Linked DNA regions of Homo sapiens: region 1 is linked to region 2. The links are chromatin loops, found by intact Hi-C in ENCODE. Cell type or tissue: A673. All regions are shown on one strand.

Region 1 (8,000 bases), 350 kb before region 2:
GCAGAAGTGAGAATCAACAAGGGGAACAAGGAAATTTTTGGGGTTGATGGCCGGGTTCACTATCTTAATGGTGGTGATCAGTTCTTAGGTATATAAATATGTCAATACCTATCAAATTGTATACAGGTATGTGGCACTTATTATATGGCAATTATATCTCAATAAAGCTGTTATAATGTTTTTATTATAACTGCTCATATAGTTATATATGAGCAGTATTTCACCACAGCTCATCTTAAAGATATTTTATAATTTATCCTCTATTTTTACAGCAAAATGGTCACATTTTTGTTAGTTGATAATTTTTTTTTTGTTTGTTTGCTTTTTTTGTAGAGTTGGGGTTTTGCTATGTTGGCCAGGCTGGTCTCAAACTCCCGGCTTCAAGTGATCCACCTGGCTTAGCCTCTCAAAATGCTGGGATTACAGATGTGAGCCACCATGCCTGGGAGATAATAAATTCTTGAAAGATTCCCAATACTTTACCAACTTACACATTAAATTAATCTTCCCATTTTCTTTGTCCAATTTTTAGAGCAAAATAATAAAAATATTTGTAGACCCAAATTGTAAACACATTTCAGTTTTGAAGAACAATATAAAGTAAATATAATATGGAATTACAATTAGAACACCAAGTTTGCACTGATACTTTTAAAACTTCTGTGGGGAAATGAGTTTTTCAAGTTAAGAACACAATGTGTTAAATTAGAAGGTATTTCCCTTCACTAATGAAAATTTTTGTTTTTTAATTATCTGTTGTTTTCTTTCAAATTTTGGGTTTAATGGTGACCAATTAATATTGCTTAAAGTTACAACATAGACAAACCATTCAAATATCTTAGCAAATTGTAGTTCTGGATATTCTCATATCATAATACGTAATTTAGAGGGTGATGACTCGAGATTTAAAAAATTAAATAACATGGCCATACAATTTTCTCTAAAATGTTCCCTTCAGATTTTAGGTCAACATTTTATTTGTTTTTTCCTTCTGCATATTGATGTCAATCGTTCCATCACTATTTGCACTATTTGTTGAAAAGATATGCTCCCTCCATTGAATTGCTTTTGCACTTTTGTCAAAAATCTATGGGCCAAATCTATTTAGGTCAATTTCTGGGTTCTCTATTCTGTTCCGCTGATCTTTGTCTACACATCTGCTAATATCATGCTCTCTTGATTACTCTAAAGTCTTAAAATATAGGAGAGTGATTTCTCCAAATTTATTCCTTTTTTCAAAATTATTTTAGCTATTCTAGTTACTTTGTCTTTCCATATAAATTTTAGAATTAACTCTTCTATAGCTACAAAAAATCATGCTGGAATTTTTATTGACATTGTATTAAATCTATAGATCAATTTGGGGATAATTGACATCTCTACTATGTTGAGTCTTCAGACCTTTATCATTGTATGTCTCTCCATTTAGTTAGATTTTCTTTAATGTCTTTCATTAGCATTCTGTAGTTTTCAGCATACAGATCTAGAAAATGTTCTGTTAGATGTATACTCATTTCACTTTTGAGGAACCTATTATACATGGTAGCGCTTTTAAAATCAGCTTACAAATATATGTTGCTAAAATATAGAAATACCATGGATATTTGTGTCTTCACTTAGTTTCTTGTGATTATGTTAAACTCACTTTTAAGTTCTAGGAGTATTTTTGCAGGACTGTTTCATTTTCCCCCAGATTGGCCTTTGAAGTCTTGACCTTTCTTCCAGCCCTTTCTTAAATACAATTCCTTCTCTGAGGCCTTTCTAGTTCCCTTTACCAGATGTGATTTCTTCATCCATTAAATATACAAATCATTTTGTCCCTACATATCACTTGTCTTTTTTTCTCTATATTATGGTGAACTGAATACTTCACTCATTCCTCAGTACAATATGGGATTATCATAGTGTTAAATACTTTTAATCACAATTCTGTCTTTTCTCACCCTGGAATATTGGGCAAATTCTTAAATCTTTCTGGCGTTCAGTTTTCTTTTCATTTGTAATGAGTGAAATAATAATTATTTTGTAGATTTATTGTGAGAATAATGCATGTTAGGTGCTCACTAAATATTAGGGTTTTTTTTCCCCTTTAGAGTTATACATTCTTGAGAACTTATTGCTACATACTTGCTTGAGTTCTCTGCAGTATCTGGGATGAAGTACAGATATATGTTTAATTGTATCAACAGAATTTAGCACAGGGCAAGGAACACTATCTATGTTTAGTAAACTCTGGTCTTACAACTCTTTATTGTATCTATAACAAATTTTAATATTATGTGATTGTAAGGATCATTAGGAAATTAGCCAACTTGCAGCATTAACATAAGCAAAGCATGCAGGGAAACTAAATTATACCAGATTCTCTAGGCAGCTATTAAACTAAATTGAGGTCATTATTAGCTGAGTAAGGGAAATGGTTAGAGGAGGGCAAGACAATGGTACCCTTTAGTGAGCTACCAGAAGAGCAGATTTTACAGCAACTGAAGAATGGATGATGTTATGGTTTGAATGTGTGCCCTAGAATTCATATGTTGGAAACTTAATTCCCAATGCAACAGTATTGGGAGGTGGGGCTTAATGGAAGTTGTTTAGGTCACAAGGGTTCTGCGCTCATGAATAGATTAATGCTGTTATAAAAAGGGCATGTGGGAGTGGATTCCCTCTTTTGTACTCTTGCCCTTCCACCTTCCACCATTTTGATAATACAGCAAGAAGGCCCTCACCAGATGTTGGCACTTTGATCTCAAATTTTCCAGCCTCCAGAAGTGTGAACCAATACATTTCTGATCATGATAAATTAACTGATCTTAGGAATTTTTTTATAGCAGCACAAAATGGACTAAGACAAATGAGGGTATGAAGAGGACTACCCGTTTAAAAGAGATTACTTTGGGATTTCAGGTAGCAAGGCAAGCAGGGGAGCCTTATGCTCTTTGTATTAGAGAAGAGGAAGAGTAGTATCTTCACCATCACTGGTGACCGGGAAGTTTACTGGCAGGGTTAGAATTCTTGTTGCTATCACAGTGCCACTAGGCTATCTGACAGACTGAATCTAGAAGCATCTGTTTGTGCTCTACATAACAAATAGAAATGACTTTAGCTTTCAGAAACTTGAAGTTAACTGGGATCTTAGTCAGTTGGGGCTGCTATAACAAAAATGCCATGGACTAGGTGGCTTAAACAGCAAACTTTTATTTCTTAACAGTTCCACAGGCTGGGAAGTCCAAGATTAAGGAGCTAGCAGATCTAGTGTCTGGTGACAGCCCACTCCTTAGCTTGTAGACAGCTGCCTTCTCTCTACATCCTTATATGACTGAGAGCTCTTTTCTTTTAAGGACACTAAACACACTCATAAGGGCTTTACTCTCATGACCTAATCACCTCCCAGAGGCCTTACCTCCAAATACCATCATATGGGGGATCACATTTCAACATACAGATTTTGGGGGAACACAAACATGCAGTTCATAGCACTAAGAAAGCACAATCATTTGCAGAAATTGCTAACATCTAAATATTAGCTGGGTCAGTCTGTGGACCAAGAAAGAGAAGAAAAATATCTGTGGGATCTTAGCATTAGAGACTATGATGCATCTGTTTATGTGTGTGTGTGTCATTTAGAGCATATAAATGAAGCTTGTTCTCATGTAGCAGTCTAAGAGCAGGTGGTGTTCCTGAGGAAGTCCAGCAGGGTGCACTAAGAGGCCAGGGGAAGAGAACACACTGGGAAATTGTGCAACCTCATAGGAGCTGAGCATAATATCAAGTTTATCATGACCTTCAATGCAGAATTACCTAGGTGAGGGTGGGAGGGTATTGTAACAGAAAAAGATAAAAGGTAGCAGTCAAACATCACAAAGTATTTCTGGAATACTATTTAAAAATACCACTTAAGCATTTAATCTTTGTATCTAGATTAAAAAGTTGTCCTGCAAATATTCACATGCTTTGCCACTAAAACAAGCTATAGAAATTTTATTTAATAATTTTATTCTTTACAATATGAGCCTGGTGCATACTAGGTAAGATGTTTTTCATAGTTCTTGGAAATAGTTATGCCTTTATCATGTGTATGAAAGAAGATAGGGATAGTAGATGCTATGGTTTGAATGTTCCCTCCAAAGCTTGTTAAATTTAATTGTCATTGTGATAGAATTAAGAGAGGCAACTGTTAACAGGTCTCTGTCTCTGTCTGATCTAACAGACTTGTTAGATCACAAGTCTCTGTCCTCCTCATAAATTGATTAATGTAATAATCACAGGAGCACATTATTATTGTGGGAATGGGTTAGTTATTGTGACAGTAGACTTGTGAGGCAACTGTTAATAGCTGATTAGGTCAAAGGTTTCTGTGCTCCTCATAAATTTATTAATGTCATAATCACAGGAGCACATTATTATTGAGAGTAGACTTGTTATAAAAGTGAGGTTGCACCCCTCTTGCTGTCTCTCTCATGTTCTCTTGCTCTTCTGCCTTCTGCCATGGGATGACACAGCAGGAAGGCCCTCATCAGATGCAGGCACCTCAACTTAGGCTTCTCAGCCACCAGAACTGTAAGAAATAAATATCTGTTCTTTGTAAATTGCCCAGTTTCATGTACCATTCTATACCACCAGAAAATGGACTAAGACACAAAATTGGTACCATGAAGTGGGGCCATTGCTATTAAAAATGTTGAAGTGACTTTGAAAGTAAGTAATGGATAGATGCTAGAAGAATTTTGAGGAGCAGGCTAGAAAAAGCCTAGATTGCTATAAAAAGAGCAGTAAGAGTGATTCTGGTGAGAGTTGAGAATAGATGTAAAGAAGCCTGGAACTTCTTAGATATTACTTAATTGGTCATGATTAGAATGTTGGTAGAAACATGAATGGTAAAGGCCATTCTGATGAGGTCTCAATGGAAATGAGGAACAAAATATTGTAAAATGACATAAAAGTTATTTTTGTGACACAGTTGTAAGGAACTTAGCAGAATTGTGTCCATGTCCTAGGACTCTATGGAAGACAAATTTAAGAGTACTGAATTAGAATGTGTGGCAGAAGAAATTTCTAAGCAAAACATTGAAGGAGCTGCATGGCTACTTTTAACTGCATACAGTACGATGTGAGAGGAGAGATATTAGAGACAGAATTTATAATAAAAGGGAAGCAGAGCAGAAAAATTTGAAAAATTTGGAGCTTAGCCATTGTATTAGTCAGGGTACTGTGGAGGGACAGAACTAATAGGACAGAGGTATATGTAAAGGGGAGTTTATCAAGGAGTATTGACTCACATGATCACAATGGGAGGTCCCACAATAGGCTGTCTGCAAGCTAAGGAGCAAGGAAGTCAGTCCAGTCCCAAAGCTGAAAAATTTGGAGTCTGACATTAGAGGGCAGAAGCATCCAGCATGGGAGAAAGATGTAGGCTGCGAGGCTAAGCCAGTTTAGTCTTTTAACATTCTTCTGCCTGCTTTTATTCTGGCTGGGTTGGCAGCTGAATAGATTGTATCCACCTGGATTGAGGGTGGGCCTGCCTTTCCCATTCCACTGACTCAAATGTAAATCTTTTTTGGCAACACCGTCACAGACACACCCAGGAAGGCCAAATCCTTCAATCCAACCAAGTTGACGCTCAGTATTAACTATCACAGCCATGTAAACAGTGAAAAGGATTTTTACCTTTGCTTTAGAAGAGCAAACCAAGGGTCTAGCCAAGCAACTATTTGCTAAATTGGTACTGATAGAGGAGAGCCAGGGGCTAGTTTTCAAGACAATGGGAGAATGACCCAGAAGGCATTTCAGAGATCCTCTAGGCAAGCTGTGACCTTGAGGGCAAAGTTTCCAGAGAGGCACCCAAGGGAGCTCAGGATTTGCTGCCCAGGGTTATCCCAAACTTTGGTCCCTAAATTCTGGTGCAGCACACCTTAGCTGCCCCATTATTTTTTGGCTCAAGTGGGCCCAGTACAGCTCAATCAACCACTCTGGAAGTTACAAGACATAAACCTTGGCAATGTCTATGTGGTACTAATTCTGCAGACAGGTGGAATACAAGAGCTGTAACTTTTTCCACTTAGATTTCAAAGGATGTCATAGACAGCCTGGGCACAGGCAGAAATGTCTCAGGGGTGGAGCCACCACAGACAGCCACCACCAAGGCAATGCCCAGCAGAACTGTGGGATTGGGGTCACTGCAGAGTCCCCACTTGGGCAACACTTACTGGGAGCTATGGCAGCTGTCAAGACCCCAGGACTGTAGAGCTACCAGCATGCCAACTCTAGCTGGGGAAAGCCACAGGCATGAGACTCTAATCCATGATAGCTGCTGGGTAGACTGAGCCTAGCACAACCTCATGGTGGGGCTGCCTGGGGCCTTGGGGGCCCAACCCCAGCCCAGGGTGCCCAGAATAGGGGACATGGAATCAAATAAGATTATTCTTCAGATTTACGACTTAATGTTTTCCTTGTTGGATTTTGGACTTACTTGTTACAGCTACCCTTTTTTCTTGCCTACTTCTCCCTTTTGGAATGAGAATGGTTATCCTATGTCTTGGCTATTTTGGAAGCACGTAACTTGTTAATTTCACAGGCTTACAGCTGGAGAGAAATTTGTTTAAAGATGAATCATGCCTTGAGTATCACTCACATTTGATTCAGATGAGACGCTGGACTTTGGACTTTTGAGTTGGTGCTGAAATGAGTAAGACTTTTGGGGCTATTGGCATAAAATGAATGTATTTTGTATATGAAAAGGACGTAAGTTGTGAGGTGCCAGGGATGGAATTCTATGATTTAAATGTTCCCTCTAAAATTTATGTTGAAATGTAATTGCTATTATAGCAGTATTATAAAGCAGGACCATTAAGAACTGATTATGCCATGAGGGTTCCACCCTCATGAAAGGATTAATGTCATTATCTCAGGAGTGGGTTAGTTATTGCAAGACTGGGCTTTTTATATAAGTGAGTTCAGCTCCCTCTTGCTCTCTCTCTCATCCTCTCATTCCTTTCTGCCATGGTATGACATAACAAGAAAGCCTTAGCAGATGGGGGACCCCTGACTTTGGACTTCCAGCCTCTAGAACTCTAAGAAATAAATCTATTTTTTTGATAAATTATATCTAGACATTATTCAGTTATATCAGCGCTTGAGAGGGAGTGAGGTCAATCTGAATTCAGTGTCTTTTTTCACAGCTTTAGTTCACCAAGAAATGGGAAGAAAAATCGGAGGGGAGCAGTTGACACCACTCATTAAATATGCCATTCTTTTCTCACTGAGGTGAAATGTGAGCTTCATCATATGCCGAATGATTACATATCCCCGAGTCTGTTTTTAGATATGAATTTATTTTGTTGATTTATTTGCCTAGTTCTCTTCCAACACTATGTTATTTTAATGTTTTGATATTTATTTTATTTATTTTTATTTAATAAACATTTACTTAACACTACATGCTGAACATTATTTTTAGTGATTTATAACTTTGAAATCATTTCATCTTTAAATAAACTTACGAAGTGGGTCCCATTGATTGAATCCATTTTACAGATTAGGAAACCGAAGCACTGGGAGGAGTGACATAAATTCTAGATCCCCCAACCTATGTTCAGTAAAAACGCCAGTGCCCTCCTAAGAGTCCCAGGAATTCCAAAGTACTTGTTTTCTCATGGTAACTGATCCAATTTTTTTTCCCCTAGGAGTTATTAACATCAATTGAGTCTCACTACACAGAACTGTTTTGTGCTCTCTGCCTTGTACTTCCCAAGCTAAGAAAAACCACCATTTCTCTTGTCCCTAAAACACTCCTTTTCCCATGAGGTTTTTTTTTTATGTCATAGTCACATTTACTGAAGGTTTGACAATTGGACAACTGTTATTACATCTCAGGACTTAAAAGTCCTTTAGTTCACTATCAGGGATATGTCACTGGCTAGTATTTCTCATTTCCAGTATCTAGATACCTAATCAATCTATCTATCACCTATCTGTATGTAGTTTTTTTCTCTTCTTCCTCCTCC
Region 2 (8,000 bases):
GTAGCCTGGGAAAAAGAGGCCATATCACATAGCCTAGGTGTATAGTAGGCTATACCATCTGGATTCCTGTAAGTAGTACATTCTGTGATGTTTACACAATGACACAATCAACTAATGACTCATTTCTTAGAATGTATTCTCATCATTAAAGACCCATGACCGTATTTTTAAAAAGACAAAAATCTAATTAACAGAAGTCCAAAAAGCTTAATCAGAGTCTACATAAAAGAGGATATCCAAATAATCAATAAACATAACACAAGTGTCTCAGTATCACTAGTCATCAGGAAAATCCAATTTATAAGATCAATGATGTTCCACTTCCTACCCATCAGAAGTTAAAATCAACAAAACTTATAATAGCAAGTGTTGGCAAGGATCTGGAGCAGCTGGAACACTTATACTCAGTCAGTAGAGTATACATTGGTACAACCAATGTATCAGTCCATTTGCATTGCTATAAAGGAATACCTGAGACTGAGGAATTTATAAAGAAAATAGGTTTATTTGGCTCACAGTTCTGTAGGCTGTACAAGCATGGCACCAGCATCTGCTTAGCTTCTGGTGAGGCCCAGGAAGCTTCCAATCATGGTGGAAGGCAAAGGGGAACAGGTGTGTCACATGGTGACAGAGTGAGCAAGAGAGGGAGGGAGGGGGCACCGGGGTCTTTTAAACAACCAGATCTAGTGTGAACTAAGAGTGAGAATTCACTCATTATTGTGAGGACAGCACCAAGCCATTCATAAGGGATCCACCCCCAAGACCCAAACACCTCCCACTAAGCCCACCTCCAACACTGGAGGTCACATTTCAACATGAGATTTGGAGGGGACAAAACATCCAAACCATATCAAGCAGTTAGAAAATTGTTTGATATTATCTACTAAAGATGAACATTCTCATACTCGATAAGCCAGTAATTCTACTCATGTGTATAATGTCCTCCCCTACTCTGCACACACATAAACGCAGTAAAAGGCACTAACCAGACTGTTTAAAGCAGTGTTATTTTTAATAGACAAAAACCTGAGACAGTGTGAATTACCACACATAGTAGAATGTATAAATAAATTTGTTGGTATATGCATACATGGGTAATATAAGACAATGAAAAAGAAAAAAAATTACTTCTACATGTAACAAAATGAATGAGTCTCAAAGGTGTAATATTGAGAAAAGAAACTGGGTACAAAAAAGATGTAATTTACTATTTCATTCATATGAAAGTCAAAACAATTGAAACAGTTCTTCAATGATAGAAATCATAACAGTGGTTCACCTGAGGGTATTGACCATGTGAAGCATGAATGAGGCTTCTGGGTTGCCGTTAATGTCCCACATTTTGATTTCAGTTGTGATTTCATAGATGTATCTGGCTCTACACTTGAGATGTGTGCACTACACTGTGGGTATGAGATCTGTCTATATCTGTATCTATGTCTATTGGTAGAAATGAGAAAACTTTGTATATACCTGTATACAAATAATCTAGGATACATGGTTAAGAAAAGAAGGCACTGAATAATGCTTGTAATATGTAACATTTGTGTAAGAAAAATAAACAATAAGAATATATTTTTGTTTCCATTTGTATTTTCATGAGACCCTATAAATGTGCTTAGCCGTAGAAAGTATAGGAGTGAATGGGAAAGTGAGGCAACAGAGATGAGGTGAAAGGACACTTTCCGTGTCCTCTTATAATACCATTTTGATATTGAATAAAGTTAATATATTCCTAATTTTAAAAATATTCTTTGATACATGTATGTTCCAAAGATGAAAGTAATTTGTTTGCTAGCTACATTGTTCCTCAAAATTGCTAGAATGCAGTTGTGTTTCCCTTTTCTATAAAGCATTGCTTCCTTTGCGAAGAATGCACCTTCCATTCAGATCATCCATTTAGATAAGTTCATCTGTGCCCATGTTTGCATCAAATATATTAAATGGTTTCTCACTGAGTTGTGTGTGTGAGTGCACTGAGACACACACACACACACACACAGAGTGAGAGAGAGAGAGAGGGAGAGATGTTTTTTCCTAAGCAAACACCATACACTAAATGTTTTAATGTTTTGAGATGCTTCCTTTAGTATTTATTTTAACACTACCTTCACTAACTTAGATTGCTGGAATACCTTCAGACATTTTAGTGAGTGCTCAACCCTTGGCGGTGTCTTGGGGTACATGAGTCACTTTTCCGTCTCAGCTCTCATTCAGAGTATCACTTTTCCACAGGCCTCTTACATGGTCCATGTGTTCTGATTCAGTGGGTTGAAGGATATTCTGCTGTCACTGATTTATAGCAACTCTGTGAAAATGACACAAAACTAAATTTTTTAAGTGCAAAATTGTTTTTGTCAGTGTAATGTTCCCATTTTTGTATTTGGTTCGTGTAGCTCTGATTTTTATTCGCCGCTTTGGCTAATTCCACTTGGCAACACTAGGTCTAAAATGCAGGTTGCATTTGGATCATTTAATAACAAAACTGGAAGGAAATTTGAAAGATCTTAGCAATAGTATCACTTTACAAGGTACATTTCCATAATATTCCTTGCCAAAGATGAAAGTCCTTTTGCTGCTGTAGCACTTTTATTTTCATTTGGAGATGAAGTATTGAAGGACAGAGAAGATAAATGACCAGAGTTACTCCTAGAGTTAAAGTCTGACCTTGGGTTTGTGGACTCCTCATCCGGTGGGCTCTCCACCACAGCACGGTTGTTCTGAAAAGACATCTGGCCTGACAGAGCTATTCAGAGGCATGGAGTGTTCTACCTACCTACCATTGTTATTTAAGAGAATTTGAGCTGTGGTGGGTAAAAAATAGTTCTAATGACTTAGTTAGAGTACTTAACTCATGTTAATAGTTCAACAAGAAGCATACATAAGTGAATTGATGATATTGCAGAGGGCAAATGGCCTGGAGCTGGATGTGGCTGTATGAGAAACTAAGAATTTCCTTCTTTTTGCTATCATTGCTTTGATAACATGTGTTTCTTACTGGAACTTGTATGACTCAAATACTAATATGTAATAATTCACTTCATCAATTATTCTGAGCTCTTCTTTAGAGTTCAAGTGTGTTTTACAATTATTTGTCTTTCTTATTTTATTAACCTGAATCTTCGGAAAAGCTGAATTTAAAAAAGTTGTTTTTGCTTTCTTGTTATTTGGGCCACATTTTTTTTAACGACTAATGATTTTTCAATAGTTGGATAGTTTGGGAAAATAAAGGTCTTTATTTTACACACAAAGGAAAGCATCTACAGTAATAACTAAATGTTTCATGGACATATATGATTAATGAGGGGGAAAGGAAAGGTACAGGATAGAGCTGATATAATCCTGAAAGGAGTGGGGCAAAAAATGCTGCAAGGAGGCCAGCTACTGGGAAGTCGTGCTGAGTTTCTATTTCTTAATTAGTTTGCAAGTAACAAAGGGAAGCTTTTATGATGGTGACGATATCATATGGAGTTACAAAGGGCAGGAAGGATATGAATAGGATTAGAAAAAGATTCGAGCTTTCAATCGCATTTGTTCTGCTGCTTACTAACAATGTGCCTCTAGGCCTGCCACCTAACCTCTCTGACATTTATTTTCTTTACTGTAAAGCAATTGAATGCAACACACTCTTAAGGCACTTTTCAGCTTTCAAGTAGGAAAAAAGACAAGTCTTTTCATAGAGGGTTACATGTCTATCACCAAGTATAATTTGCAAGATGGATTTGAGGATACTGGAAAAATAAGTCAATATTTGTAATAACACCCTGAAAACTGAAGAACATTTGGGAGTTAGCTGATCAAGGTTCTAGGCCTGGTTTTGAAGTAGTCAGTTACTTTGGGCAAATTTTCAAGTTTCTCTAAGGATTAGTTTCATTTTCTGTATGTGCCACTTGGCTTATATGGTCACTGAGTTTTCTATCAGCAATATTTGTTATCTCCTTTGCTTTTTTCTCCAGAAAAATTACTCAAGGGTACAAGTTAAATCTCTAAAATACACAGTATCACAATACCAGTTTCTAAAATATTTCTGCAAGAAGTTAAAAGGTTTTGAAAAGATATGCCAGAATGAGTCAACATACAGGTGCTTTTGCTAGGGTTCATTAAAAAAAAAAAAGAAACAAAAAAACACTTGCCCCATTTGAATAATGATTTATCAGGCTTTAGGAAAACTAAATATAAATCAAAAACCTAAGGAAAAATCGATTCTTATTTTCAGATCTTTATCTATTAAGAGGGGATGAAGGGTGGGTAAACGCAGGGATGTAATGGGAGTAGTGTGTACCAATTGTGCAAAATAACTAAAACAATTATGAAATGCTTACATATTCCTGGCCAGTATAACTTGAATTATGAATGAACCATTAAAGACAAAGATTCTTAATCAACCATTTATCTTTTCCTTTTAAAATGTAAGGCATCAAACTTGGAAGATCTATAACTATTTTATTAGACGGTAATATATAAACAAATGACAGTTCAGATAATATTTTTAAAGTGCTATGATCATTGTAACTTTAATCAGATAAAACGTAATTATTATTAACATTTTTACATTATAGCTGATTTGTCTAAATTCTAATTACAATAAAATATATCGTTTTATCTTATCAAATAGTTTTTATATTGAGAGTGAAAGAAACAGTAAAATAGTCAGAGGAAAAACTAGTGCCATACCCAAAAGTATTACTTCAGAAATTTACTTTAATATCATATTTATATTAAAATATTTTATTTGTCTCCATGGTATTTCTATGAGATATTAGACTGTTTGTCCCTATATCCCTATTTTACTCATGGAGAAACAAACATAGTATGTTTAGTAAATTTTTCAAGGTCATTCACTATGTCAGAATAGCGCTGGGAATCTAATTTATTATATTTTTCTTGTACAATACAGCACCTAACACAGCGCCCTAAAAGAGTAGGTATTCAATAAACAGTCATTGAATGAAAGAATTAATGGACAAACCATTCTGTTCTATGAAATCTAAAACATCTATCATATTTGCTATTTCTTTACTCAGTAAATTCAGCAGGCTGGAGGAGCAGTTGAGCAATAAACTTTATGCACTCTCCTACCCACAAGTTTAGATTGTCACCTGAAGGGGCTTTGCAAGATGGTATTGTCTGGTCATTCCTGAAATTATACACTTCCAGGATGTCCCACATACCCCATAAAGAGAGTCATTAATCTGGTTCATGTGACACTGGCTTTCGTGGTGTGAATGTGGTCCACCAGCTTTTGGCAGAGACCAACTTCTTTCACAAAAGTCTCCAAAAATGCATTATTAGTAATGAATGTATTACTGATACCTAGCCTAATGATTTTTAGTGACTGTTTTATATCTTGGTCCTAAAGAACCGTAGTTAGTGGCAATCCTTGAAAATAAATCACTTGGCTAGTATTGGCTCTGGCTATCTCAGGCCTTGCTGATGGTAATTACAATGCTAGAAAGGATAACTCAATTTATTTCCTGAGTTAATTTGTCATAAGTTCAGTTGCAATTGTAAACATGATAAAGGTCACAGAGGCATGACTTTTAGAGTTGATAAAAACAATGTAGTAAAGAACACGAGTATTTATATTACCAGGAATATGACAAAAACATAACAGTCATTCCCAGGGATGCACTGTCGAGTAGATTAAAAATTGTTATCCATGTCATTGGCACTGATGACCAGTTACCTAAAATACAAGTAAGACATCTCACGAAGGCATTTAAGGCTAAAATGAATTCCTTAAACTTTGATGGCATTCATATTTTGCCATTATGAGAAAGAAAAACATTTTACTTCACAGAAAGAATGTATTAAAGTGAAATGAAAATATTTTTATATTTGTCACCCAAATTTAGTGATTGATCTAAAATTTCACCCAGGTGACATTTTTATTAAGACACAGTCTGGAGAAATTTCAGAATTCCACATCTCATTTGCTAATATTTTAAACAAACGATTCACCAGACCTGACTAATTGAATGGTGTATTTCCACTGGACTGAATGTCCTAATTATCATTCAAGACATATCTTAAAGATTTATCAAGCATTTACTCTCCACCTTACCATGTCTAAAGCTCAGAGATATTTTGAGCTCTAAAAGAGTATCACAAGAAATTTATAGCAGTCTGTAGTACAACTATTACCCATTCTTAGAGCAAAGCCACAACTAAAATAGAAATAGACAAAAATAAAATAAAATCATTAAGCATCAACTTATTGGGTAAATTAAGTTTAGATACCCATATGATGCAAAAGGGTCACTTTTATATAAGCTTCCCCATCTTTTAAACTTAGAGCACAGTCTATGTTGTCATTAAAAAAATAATAGCTAACTGAAGCCAGGAATTCATTTTGCAATTGTGTCAATTATTTTAAAGATACCATTATTAAGTAAACTTTAAATTAGTTTGTGTACAACCTTATAGTGACTGGAAATAAGATAAATACAAGCACCCCCTCCCACCGCAGCAAACACACATAACAGATTCTTGAGACTTAGACCCTTAAACATGTCTGCTCATCACTCAATCCATTTGGCCACCCTTTCCGTCCACACCAGGCCAAAGAGCAAAATGTTTTCACAGAAATTCTCTGGGTTGCATATTCTTAATTGCCTGAACTACTGTGGACAAAACATCACATTTTTAAAATCTTAAAGCACTTGTAAGGGTCATACATGTGTGTTTACTGTCCTTGTTGCTTCTGTCCTGGAGAATTTGCTTGACCAGAGCTCTCTCCAGGGCGGTCTGCAGGAGTGAAAGGAAACTGAAATCCATAGCCATTGTACCCATCCAAGTAGACACACTGGAAGAAACTGATGGGACCTAAGGAACAGAGCATGACAGTTTGTTAAAACATGCAGAACATGAGCAAAAAAGCACAGTGAGGCAGTGCAGTGCAGCAGATAAGGTCACAGATTCTGCCAGCAGCCTCCGTAGCTGTTGGCAAGTTACTAAACTTCACTGTGTCTTGGAGTCTTTATGTATAACATCAAAACAACGAAAACCGCACAGAAATATTATGACAGTTAAATGAGTTACATGAGTTACATGTGCTCTTAAAATTCTTCCTGGTATGTAATAAGCCTTTAATAAGTGATAATAAAAATGGCCTGGCAGAGAAAGTCAAAGTTCTGATCATATAGACATCTGTTGATGTGCATAGCAATCATAGAGACATAGTCACAGGTTTCAAAATATGAGCTTATCAATATGCAAAGCAACAGACTGTGTGTGTGTGTTTTATAATGTCACAGAGAGGTGGTGCCAACATCTAGAAGTTTTATTTGCCCTTACTTTAGAGGCAAGAGCTTTCCTAAGGTGGCTTGGTTGCTCTTTGAGCAACAAAGGTAGCAGCCAGGTAGCAGCTCTGAGTAGAAAGCAAAACAGGAAAGTTAAGGGAGTGTGGTGCAAGTAAGGACTCTGGACTCAGTAAGCCGGTGCTCCCAGGTAGCAGCTTTGGTAAAAGATGGCGAGTTTAGCATCTCCTCACAATCTTGGGTGCCTACAAACTTCCAGTGTTTTCTATCCTATCCATTTGCATTCTGTCAACCAGCCATAGATTTTTGCAGAAGGCCAGGAAAGAAAAATCATAGTTAAAGCTAGTGGTGTGTGGGAGATAAAGAAGATGGCCAAATCCATATGAGACTAGGGGTTTATGAAGTAGAATAAAGCAAAGGATAGGAAAAAAGGAAGCTGGAGAAGCAACCAGGGAGTATTCTGATTCCATTTCCATGGGTCACTGGGTTTTCAGGGATGACAATAGTTTGAAGAATCTTGAATTTAGTTATCTTTTCCAATGCATCTCATCTGGAATGATTTCTCTTTTCTTCTATCTTCAAACCGAAGCAATAATACAACTTCCGTCTCTTCAAGTTTGTGGAGGTTATGGGAGCTTGGGGGTTAGGCAGGCTACAAGAGGGACAGTAGTAAAGCCGGCCCTGCACAAGGAGAAATGGAAATCCATTGCTAAAAGTAGAAGGGCCCATCAATGACAGGCT

Evidence for each region. Peaks named below come from ENCODE experiments on the same cell type or tissue, not always from the same donor. Only the 100,000 strongest peaks of a DNase experiment are listed, where the experiment ranks them.
Region 1: a loop joins it to region 2, with 8 times the contacts of the local background. A loop is called at or near these places in 1 of 110 quality-filtered maps.

The regions. Positions count from the first base shown.
Region 1 is chr6:122,865,929-122,873,928 of GRCh38, forward strand. No RefSeq gene overlaps it. Among named protein-coding and RNA genes, the nearest start is that of SMPDL3A, 81 kb to the left of the region's middle. In A673, CTCF peaks have their summits at 3,667 (motif pointing right) and 5,342; DNase peaks (open chromatin) are centred at 3,703 and 5,353; H3K27ac peaks cover 3,919 bases.
Region 2 is chr6:123,211,916-123,219,915 of GRCh38, forward strand. TRDN (triadin) reads right to left here. Exons shown (of 41, transcript NM_006073.4): 41 at 4,424-6,825. The coding sequence ends at 6,686. Among named protein-coding and RNA genes, the nearest start is that of CLVS2, 220 kb to the left of the region's middle. In A673, no CTCF peak of the experiment used is centred here; DNase peaks (open chromatin) are centred at 2,206, 2,846 and 3,476; H3K4me3 peaks cover 778 bases; H3K27ac peaks cover 7,375 bases.